Linked DNA regions of Homo sapiens: region 1 is linked to region 2. The links are chromatin loops, found by intact Hi-C in ENCODE. Cell type or tissue: endothelial cell of umbilical vein. All regions are shown on one strand. Region 1 overlaps TNK2 (tyrosine kinase non receptor 2). Region 2 has its middle 13 kb from the start of SMCO1.

Region 1 (4,000 bases), 630 kb after region 2:
CGGCTTTGCAGCTACTCCCAAGACTAGTATGTGCCTTTAGCTGCAGTAAGATGCCGAGGAGCTTCTGTACAGCATAGAAGCAGGCGTTCGGGGGCCTCGCCGGCAGTCATCCACCTACCCTGGTGTGCTTGGGGTGTGGAAGGGGCTGTGTGAGGAGAGTGGGCCGTAGAGGGAGCCTCACCTAGTGACCTTCCAGGGTCTGGCTCAGCCTTGACGCTGCGTGGGGAGGAGAGGTCACAGCATCTGTCTCTCCTCTGCCCCAACCCAGGGAAGGTGCCCTGAGCTCAGCCCTAAATACCTGGTACTAAAGAGTCAGTGGCTGCTTCAGATGCCACCAGAATGAGAAGCGGTGCCTTGGGGCCCCGGGGGAGAGGAAGAGCCTCTGCCCTGGGACTTCCTGTGCCGGCGATGGCCTCGCGCCAGTGCTGGGCGCGGCACCCCCGCGTGGGCCTGTGTTGGGCGGCTTTTGAGCAGGAGTCCGGGCCCTCGTGTCACCGCTCTGAAGTCAAGGAGGTCAGTGCGTGCCCAGCGCACAGCGCGTGCGGCGTTGCGGGAGTGGCGCGCGGGGAACCGGCCGCGGGGGCCTCGGGGCGGGGGCGTGGCCTGCGCGGGAGGCGGGCGCTGGGAGGCGGCGCGGAGCCGGCTGAGCGCAGGGCCGAGCTGCGGGGCAGGTGGGCGCCCGGCGTTCTGGGAGCAGAGTGGCCGCCGGGGCAGGCTGGGGGCGGGGTGGGCTGCAGCCCCGGGATGCCTCGGAGGAGGGGGTCTCAGATGGAGTCGGACGGAGGCCCCTCTGCTGTGGGCTTCTCGGATGGCCCCTTACCGTGAATACGGGGGACTCGTGAATCCCCAAGGCCCCAGTTGGTGGCTCTGGGGCCCTGGAGGCGGGCTGAGGGCTGAGTGGAGCCCGGTTCCGCGGCCGGCGAAGGCAGAGCCCCGGCTCTCGGTGGGGGTCAGCCCGGGGCTGGCACAGCTGGCTCACTGGGAGAGGGTGGGAGCCGCGCCCCGGAGAGGAGGAACGGAGCTGGGACGGGCTGCAGGAGGGAATGGCCGCAGGCCGGCAGGAGGAGGGGCGCGACCACCCGGCCGCCGGCCGATGGCGGATGAGGCTATGGGGGCTGAGACGCAGTAGCGGCCCTGCACTTCTGGAGGATGCTCGAGGCCCGGCCCCCCAGGACGCAGGGCAGTGACGCTGCCGGTGCCGCTGCGGGGCGGGGGCTGCGGGCGCTGCTTCTCTCCCTGACCGCAGCCGCTGGGATTTGGGGCTCCATGGGGGAGAGATCTGCTTACCAGCGCCTGGCTGGGGGCGAGGAGGGACCGCAGGTAATGGGGAAGGCTAGGGGATAGCCAGATACCTGGGCCCCAGACCCCTTCGTCTGCTGTGAGCCGGGCTCAGCCCTGCCCCCTGCGGCGGCCTCAGGAGTGAGAGTGTCTGCTCCTGGGCCAGGGGACAGAGAGCGGTGTGTTTATGTGGGTGTGGCGGTGGTGACTTAGTGATGCTGGCATCTGCCTGTGTGTGCATGGATCCCCTGGGACCCCAAAAAGCTGCCCGTTGGGCTTTCTTCCATGCCCCAAGGGAGTCCAGGAAGTACTGCTAGGATTGGGGTTCAGTCTTTTAGGAGAACTGAGTCTGTATGTCCTGGGCATTCCCGTTTACTAGGCTTCTGAATATGAATATCAAGCCAGATGTCCTTGTTTGCTTTTGAAAATATGGTCACGGTGTTGATGGATGGGGTAGCTTCCCTTCCCCTTGGAGAGAACGCACTTCCTCTCCCGACCGGCAGAGGGCAGTAGCTGACAGGAGAAAGGGGGACTCGGTAGGAGCGTTGGGGCTTAAGGTCGGGCTGTTTTCCTGGGCGAGGAGAAAGGGGGCCGGGCCGGGCCGGGCGCGGTGGCTCACGCCTGTCATCTCAGCACTTTGGGAGGCCGAGGCGGGCAGATCACCTGAGACGAGGACGCTGAGGTCAGGAATTCGGGACCAGCCTGGCCAACATGGCGGAAAAAAAAAAAATAGCTGGGCACGGTGGCGGGGGCCTGTAATCCCAGCTACTCGGGAGGCTGAGGCAGGAGAATCACTTGAACCCGGGATCGCGCCACTGCACTCAAGCCTGGGCGATAGAGCAAGACTCTCAAAAAAAAAAAGGGGGTGGGGGTTCCAGGAGCCGGCCTGGCGCTGACCCACACATACTTTGCTTCTTCCCGCAGCTGGATTACTGGGCCAGTTACAGGTCTTGTTCTTACTGGACATCCAAGGTCAGGCATGGGGTTCTGGTGACTTTGAGACACATATTTCTGGGGACGCTAGAGTTTTTAATCTGGCCATTCTGATCCAGCAGACCCATTTTGAAATAGAGGGAATAACCCTGCTTAAATTGTTCCCCGGCCCCCGGTCCCTGGGTCTCCTTCCAGGTGTGCTTGGTGCCAGGGTAAGGCTGTAGGCTTCTCTGATGCAAGGGCACAGTCAGCCAAGGTTTGGGGAAAAGTCAGCTCCAGTGTAACGCAGGCCTGATCTTGTCCACCTGACCTCAGCCCCCACTCCATCCACACCTGCCATCTCCACAAGCTTTGTGGGCTGGATGGCAGGGGGATGAGGAAGAGGGACTGAAGTTGGGGGTGTCCTTCTCCCCACCTCCTGGAGTTAGACCAGGAAATGGCTGTCCCTTTTGGCATCATCAGGGAGGTCAAGTGCTGGGAGAGGCCCTGGGAAGGGAGCCTGGGATGCTGAGTCCCCAAAGCCCTGCTCCCCAGCTGCCCACCCCTCCAGCCAGCTGAGGCTCCCTGAGCTGGTGGCCAGCTGGACAGGGACAAGAGAGCAGTGTGCAAGAAACAGGGGCTCCCTAGGCATGGCTCAGCAGGGAGGGGGGTGCCTGGGGAGCTGGAGAGGGCTTCCTGCAGCTGTCAGGTGTGTCTGGGGGCCGTAGCGAGGGGGGTGTAAGAGCAGCTGGCACCCTTTGAGGAGGGCCAGAGAGATCATTTGTCAGTTCTAGAAACATGAGGGCCCCACGGGGGCTTGATGGAGTGTCTCTAGGCCCCTTAATCTGAGGCCGTGGTCTGTGTCAGGGGTTATACAGGAGACATCCTACAGCTTTGGGGTGGGGGCGTCCCAGCAGGAGTCTCAGGGCATATTTGTTTGTTTTGAGCGGGTTTGGGAACTTGGCCACCTGGTCTGAGTAGGAGGCACCCTGGGTGTTTGGGCAGCAGACAGGGCCACCCCAGGGGAGGGGGTGAGGATCCTCACCCCACCCTACCCTTGCTCTTGGCTGGACTGCCCCACTCTGGCAGGCTGCCGGCCGCCTATTTCCGTCGGGCACCAGGGTAACAGGGCCACATCAGGGTCTGAGCCAGGAGACACCCAGCCAAGGCTGGGACTCGGGGGTGGGGGAGGGTCTCTGAGGAGTCATCGCAGGGCCCAGCGGAGCCTCTGGGGTCCAAGCCTCCCACTCAGGCTGTGTGTTAGTCCCCACGTCCCCACACAGGTCCATGAGGGAGTCCACAGCCCTGCTTCATACGTGCTGTTTGAGTCACATAGCCGCCACCCTAAAGTCCCAGGAGTTGTCTGCAACTGTGAGGGCTGGGGTAGAAGCCAGAGACAGGAGCTTTGTGTATGGGGAGGCAGGGGGGCCAGCGCGGGTGGCTGGGAGGAAGAGTCCCCCCCATTCCTGCCGCCCTCTTGGCAGTGATTCAGAAAGGTCCTTTTTCAGCCAGTGTCAGAGCTGCTCAGCTGGGGAGGGAGGGAGAGAGGGAGAGAGAGAGGCAGGCAAGAGGGAGGGCGGCCGGGCGGGCAGTTGGGTGGGGAAGCCGGGGAGTAGGGCTGGACTGTGACCACTGCCCTGGAGAGAAGACAGAAACAGGACAGAGGATCCCGGCTGCAGCCAGCGTGAGGAAAGCTCTGCTCCCTGCCAGACCGGCCAGCTGTGGAAACCCAGCGGGGCTTGCAGCAGAGCGGAGGGGCCCACCCCGTTCTTCCTCATTTCCCACCCCTGGTGTGGGATTTGGGGGGCTC
Region 2 (4,000 bases):
GGATAGAAATAGATGCTTGCATGTATGCAAACTTGATTAATGACAAAAGTCCACTGCAGAGCAGTGAGGAAACTCTTTATAATAAATGGGATTGAGTCAGTTGTATATCCATATGGAGAAGAAAAGAATCTTGACCTTCTTCACATTAATCCAAAGGTCTAAATTTTAGGCATATTACAGATATAAATGTAATAGGTAAAGTGGTGAAGCTTCTAAAAGGAAAAAAATATTTTCATGACCTTGGGGTAGGAAAAATTTCATATATAAGACATCAAAATGAAAACATGATAAATTGGACTACTTGAAAATTAAGAACATTAGTTCATGAAAACACACCATCAAGATGATGAAAAGAAAGCCACGGAGTGGACCGGGTGCGGTGGCTCAAGCCTGTAATCCCAGCACTTTGGGAGGCCGAGGCAGGCGAATCATGAGGTCAAGAGATCGAGACCATCCTGCCCAACATGGTGAAACCCCGTCTCTACTAGAAATACAAAAATTAGCTGGGCTTGGTGGCATGTGCCTGTAGTCCCAGCTATTCAGGAGGCTAAGGCAGGAGAATCACTTGAACCCGGGAGGCAGAGGTTGCAGTGAGCCGAGATCGTGCCATTGCACTCCAGCCTGGGCGACACAGAGAGACTACATCTCACAAAAAAAAAAAAAAAAAAAAAGATACAATGCACTTTGGGTATTCAGGGGAAAGGGTGGGAAGGGGGCGAGGGATAAAAGACCACACGTTGGGTACCGTGTACACTGCTCGAGTGATGGCTGCACCAAATCTCAGAAATCACCACTGAAGAACTTATGAAACCAAACACCACCTGTTCCCCAAAAACCTATTGAAATAAATAAAAAGTAAGTAAAATATAAAAATGGTAAATTTTGTTATGTATATTTTTGCACAATTTAAACAAACTTTTCTGGCTCACACCTGTAATCCCAGCACTTTGGGAGGCCAAGGCGGGAGGACCACTTGAGCCCAGGAGTTGGAGACCAGCCTGGGCAACGTAGCAAGACTATGTCTTAATTAATTAATTAATTAATTAATTTATGGAGACAGAGTCTCGCCCTGTCACCCAGGCTGGAGTGCAATGGCACGATCTTGGCTCACTACAACCTCTGCCTTCTGGGTTCAAGCGATTCTCCTGCCTCAGCCTCCCGAGTAGCTGGGATTACAGGTGCGCGCCACCACGCCCGGCTAATTTGTTGTATCTTTAGTAGAGATGGGGGTTTCACCATGTTGGCCAGGCTGGTTTCGAACTCCTGACCTCGTGATCCGCCAGCCTCAGCCTCCCAAAGTGCTGGGATTACAGGCGTGAGCCACCGTGCCCGGCCTCAGAAGCTCCACAGTGGGCCTCTTCTTATATTTCATGGGCCAGAATTCTGCCACCTGTCCGTTCCTAAACCAATGATAACGGCAATAATAATAAAATTGCTGTGATTGATTTATTCTAAGACTCACCCCCAACTCTCACACTGGGAAGGGGCTCAGCTTCCCCTGAAGCACGTGGCTGCCCAATACTCAAACAATATCTGGATTTTGCTAAGGAGAAAAAAGTAGTGGCGGGGATCAGGGAGGACCCAGCAAGGTTTTTCTCACTGGGGCAGGGACTGATTCCCTGAGGACGCCGAAGTTCTTCCGGAGACGCACCTGAGACGGACTGACTCCCACCCCGGAGTCCCTGCGGAGTTATAAATGTCCCTTAGATCTGTCCCCTCAGCTCTCCATTCCGGGGACCAGTGTTCTGAGCTCGGCCGCCATCGCCTCACGCTCAGCGACGGGCGTGGCCGGGAGCCGCCTGCGGATGGAGGAAGCGGCCGCCAGCGCCCCCTGGAGGCTCGGGCCGGCTCCACTCCCGCGGCCCCCGCCACCGCCCAGCTCCCCGCGGAGGCGCCCAGGCCGGTCTGAGCCCGACAGGGCGGAACCACCGCGGCGGCGCTGCCCTGAGTGGAAATGCGGCCTCCGCAGCGGGAGAAGATGCTGGGAGCCGGATGGGGCCCGGAGGCGCGACACCGCAGTTCTCCGTACTTGAAGACACCCATCCAGGCCACCTTTTCAGTCGGCTGCAGGGACACGTCCTACAAGGGCGTGCTGGAGGCTGAGCTAGCAAAGCTGGGGCGAGGGCGGGACGGTGGATCATTCGCAGACACATCATCACACCAGGGTGTCCGGCACCTTACCCAAGGCCAGGAATAGCAACTCAGATGTTAAATCGTGTCAAACATCTGTGGAGAAGATGGCACCTTTTTCTTCTCCTTCTTTCTCTCTCTCTCTCTCTTTCTTTTTTTTTTTTTTTTTTTTTTTTTTTTTTTTTTTTTTTTTGAGATGGAGTCTCGCTCTGTCACCCAGGCTGGAGTACAGTGGCGCGATCTCGGCTCACTGCAACGTCCACCTCCCGGGTTCAAGTGATTCTCCTGCCTCAGCCTCCCGAGTAGCTGAGATTAGAGGCATGTGCTACCACGCCCGGCTAATTTTTGTATTTTTAGTAGAGACGGGGTTTCACCATGCTGGCCTGGCAGGTCTTGAACTCCCGACCTCAGGACATCCGCCCGCCTTGGCCTCCCAAAGTGCTGGGGTTACAGATGGGAGCCACCGCGCCTGGCTAATTTTTGTGTTTTTAGTAGAGACGGGGTTTCACCATATTGGCCAGGCTAGTTTCGAACTCCTGTACTCTAGGGATCTGCCTACTTCAGCCTCCCAAAGTGCTGGGATTACAGGCATAAGCCACTGCCCAGCCAAGATGGCACTTTTGACAACATCTGTTTGTCCAGATCAGCAATGAGTCAGCAATTGACTTCTACAGAAGTTTGGCTTTGAGATGACTGAGACAAAGACAGATAAAGGATAAGAGGATGGAGCCTGCAGATGCTCAGGAGTTGCAGAAAAACCTCAAAGTCCCTTCCGATCAGAATGGAGATATGCAAAACACAACTGAACAAGTCACAAAATGAACCTTCTTGCACTTGCTTGTTGACAAAAAAAGACAAGCCCATTGATTTTCACCCCCTCTTTCTTGTAAAGCTTTCCTGCACTGCCATGTTTTTGTTTTTCCTTCTTTCTTTTCTTTTCAAAGTTTTAATACTTTCAAGGACTTTAAAAATGATCATGTTTGGGCCAGGCGCAGTGACTCACTCCTGTAATCCCAGCACTTTGGGAGGCCAAGGTGGGTGGATCACTTGAGGTCAGGAGTTCCAGACGAGCCTGGCCAACATGGTGAAACCCCATCTGTACTAAAAATACAAAAATTAGCCAGGCGTGGTGGCGTGTGCCTGTAGTCCCAAGCTACTCAGGAGCCTGAGACAGGGGAATCGCTTGAACCTGGGAGGCAGAGGTTGCAGTGAGCCGAGATCGTGCCACTGCACTCCAGCCTGGGCCACAGAGCAAGACTCCATCTCAAAAAAAAAAAAAAAAAAAAAAAAAAAAAAAAGATCATGTTTGGATTGTTTCAGTTCTCTTATTTTTGTGAGGTGGTTTGACTGAAGGCAGGAGAAGGTAGATCTGTTTAATTTCACAGTTAAGATAAATGGTTCTAAAAATTTAGGTGTCAAATAATTTCACATTTCTTAGCTTGGAGTTGGAGACCAGCCTGGGCAACATAGCAAGACTCTGTCTCTATTTTTTTTTTTTGGAGACGGAGTCTCACACTGTTGCCCAGGCTGGAATGCAATGGCGAGATCTCAGCTCACTGCAACCTCCGCCTTCTGGGTTCAAATGATTCTCCTGCTTCAGCCTCCTGAGTAGCTGGGACTACAGGCGCCTGCCACCACGTCCGGCTAATTTTGGTATTTTCTTAGTAGAGACAGGGTTTCACCATGTTGGCCAGATGGTCTTGATTTCTTGACTTCATGATCCGCCTGCCTCGGCCTCCCAAAGTGCTGGGATTACAGGCGTGAGCCACCGAGCCTGGCCCTCTTAGTTGTTTTTTCTTAGTCCTGCTTTCACATCGAAGGGCAGAGCCTACAAAATATTGTACATTTCAAAAGACAGAAAGAAGCAGCA

Evidence for each region. A loop is a pair of places that touch in the nucleus more often than their neighbours do. Peaks named below come from ENCODE experiments on the same cell type or tissue, not always from the same donor. Only the 100,000 strongest peaks of a DNase experiment are listed, where the experiment ranks them.
Region 1: it touches region 2 in a loop (3-fold over the local background); 1 of 110 quality-filtered maps calls a loop at or near these places.

Annotation. Positions count from the first base shown.
Region 1 is chr3:195,892,566-195,896,565 of GRCh38, reverse strand. The region is part of intron 1 of TNK2 (tyrosine kinase non receptor 2); the gene reads left to right. Among named protein-coding and RNA genes, the nearest start is that of MIR6829, 12 kb to the right of the region's middle. RefSeq lists an enhancer at 102-321 and silencers at 462-741, 952-1,011. In endothelial cell of umbilical vein, a CTCF peak has its summit at 1,745 (motif pointing right); DNase peaks (open chromatin) are centred at 1,425, 1,775 and 3,635; H3K4me3 peaks cover 2,018 bases; H3K27ac peaks cover 2,088 bases.
Region 2 is chr3:196,526,769-196,530,768 of GRCh38, reverse strand. It overlaps the pseudogene NAA50P2. Among named protein-coding and RNA genes, the nearest start is that of SMCO1, 13 kb to the right of the region's middle. RefSeq lists a silencer at 1,712-2,011 and an enhancer at 2,782-2,851. In endothelial cell of umbilical vein, a CTCF peak has its summit at 1,830 (motif pointing left); a DNase peak (open chromatin) is centred at 1,838; H3K4me3 peaks cover 611 bases; H3K27ac peaks cover 667 bases.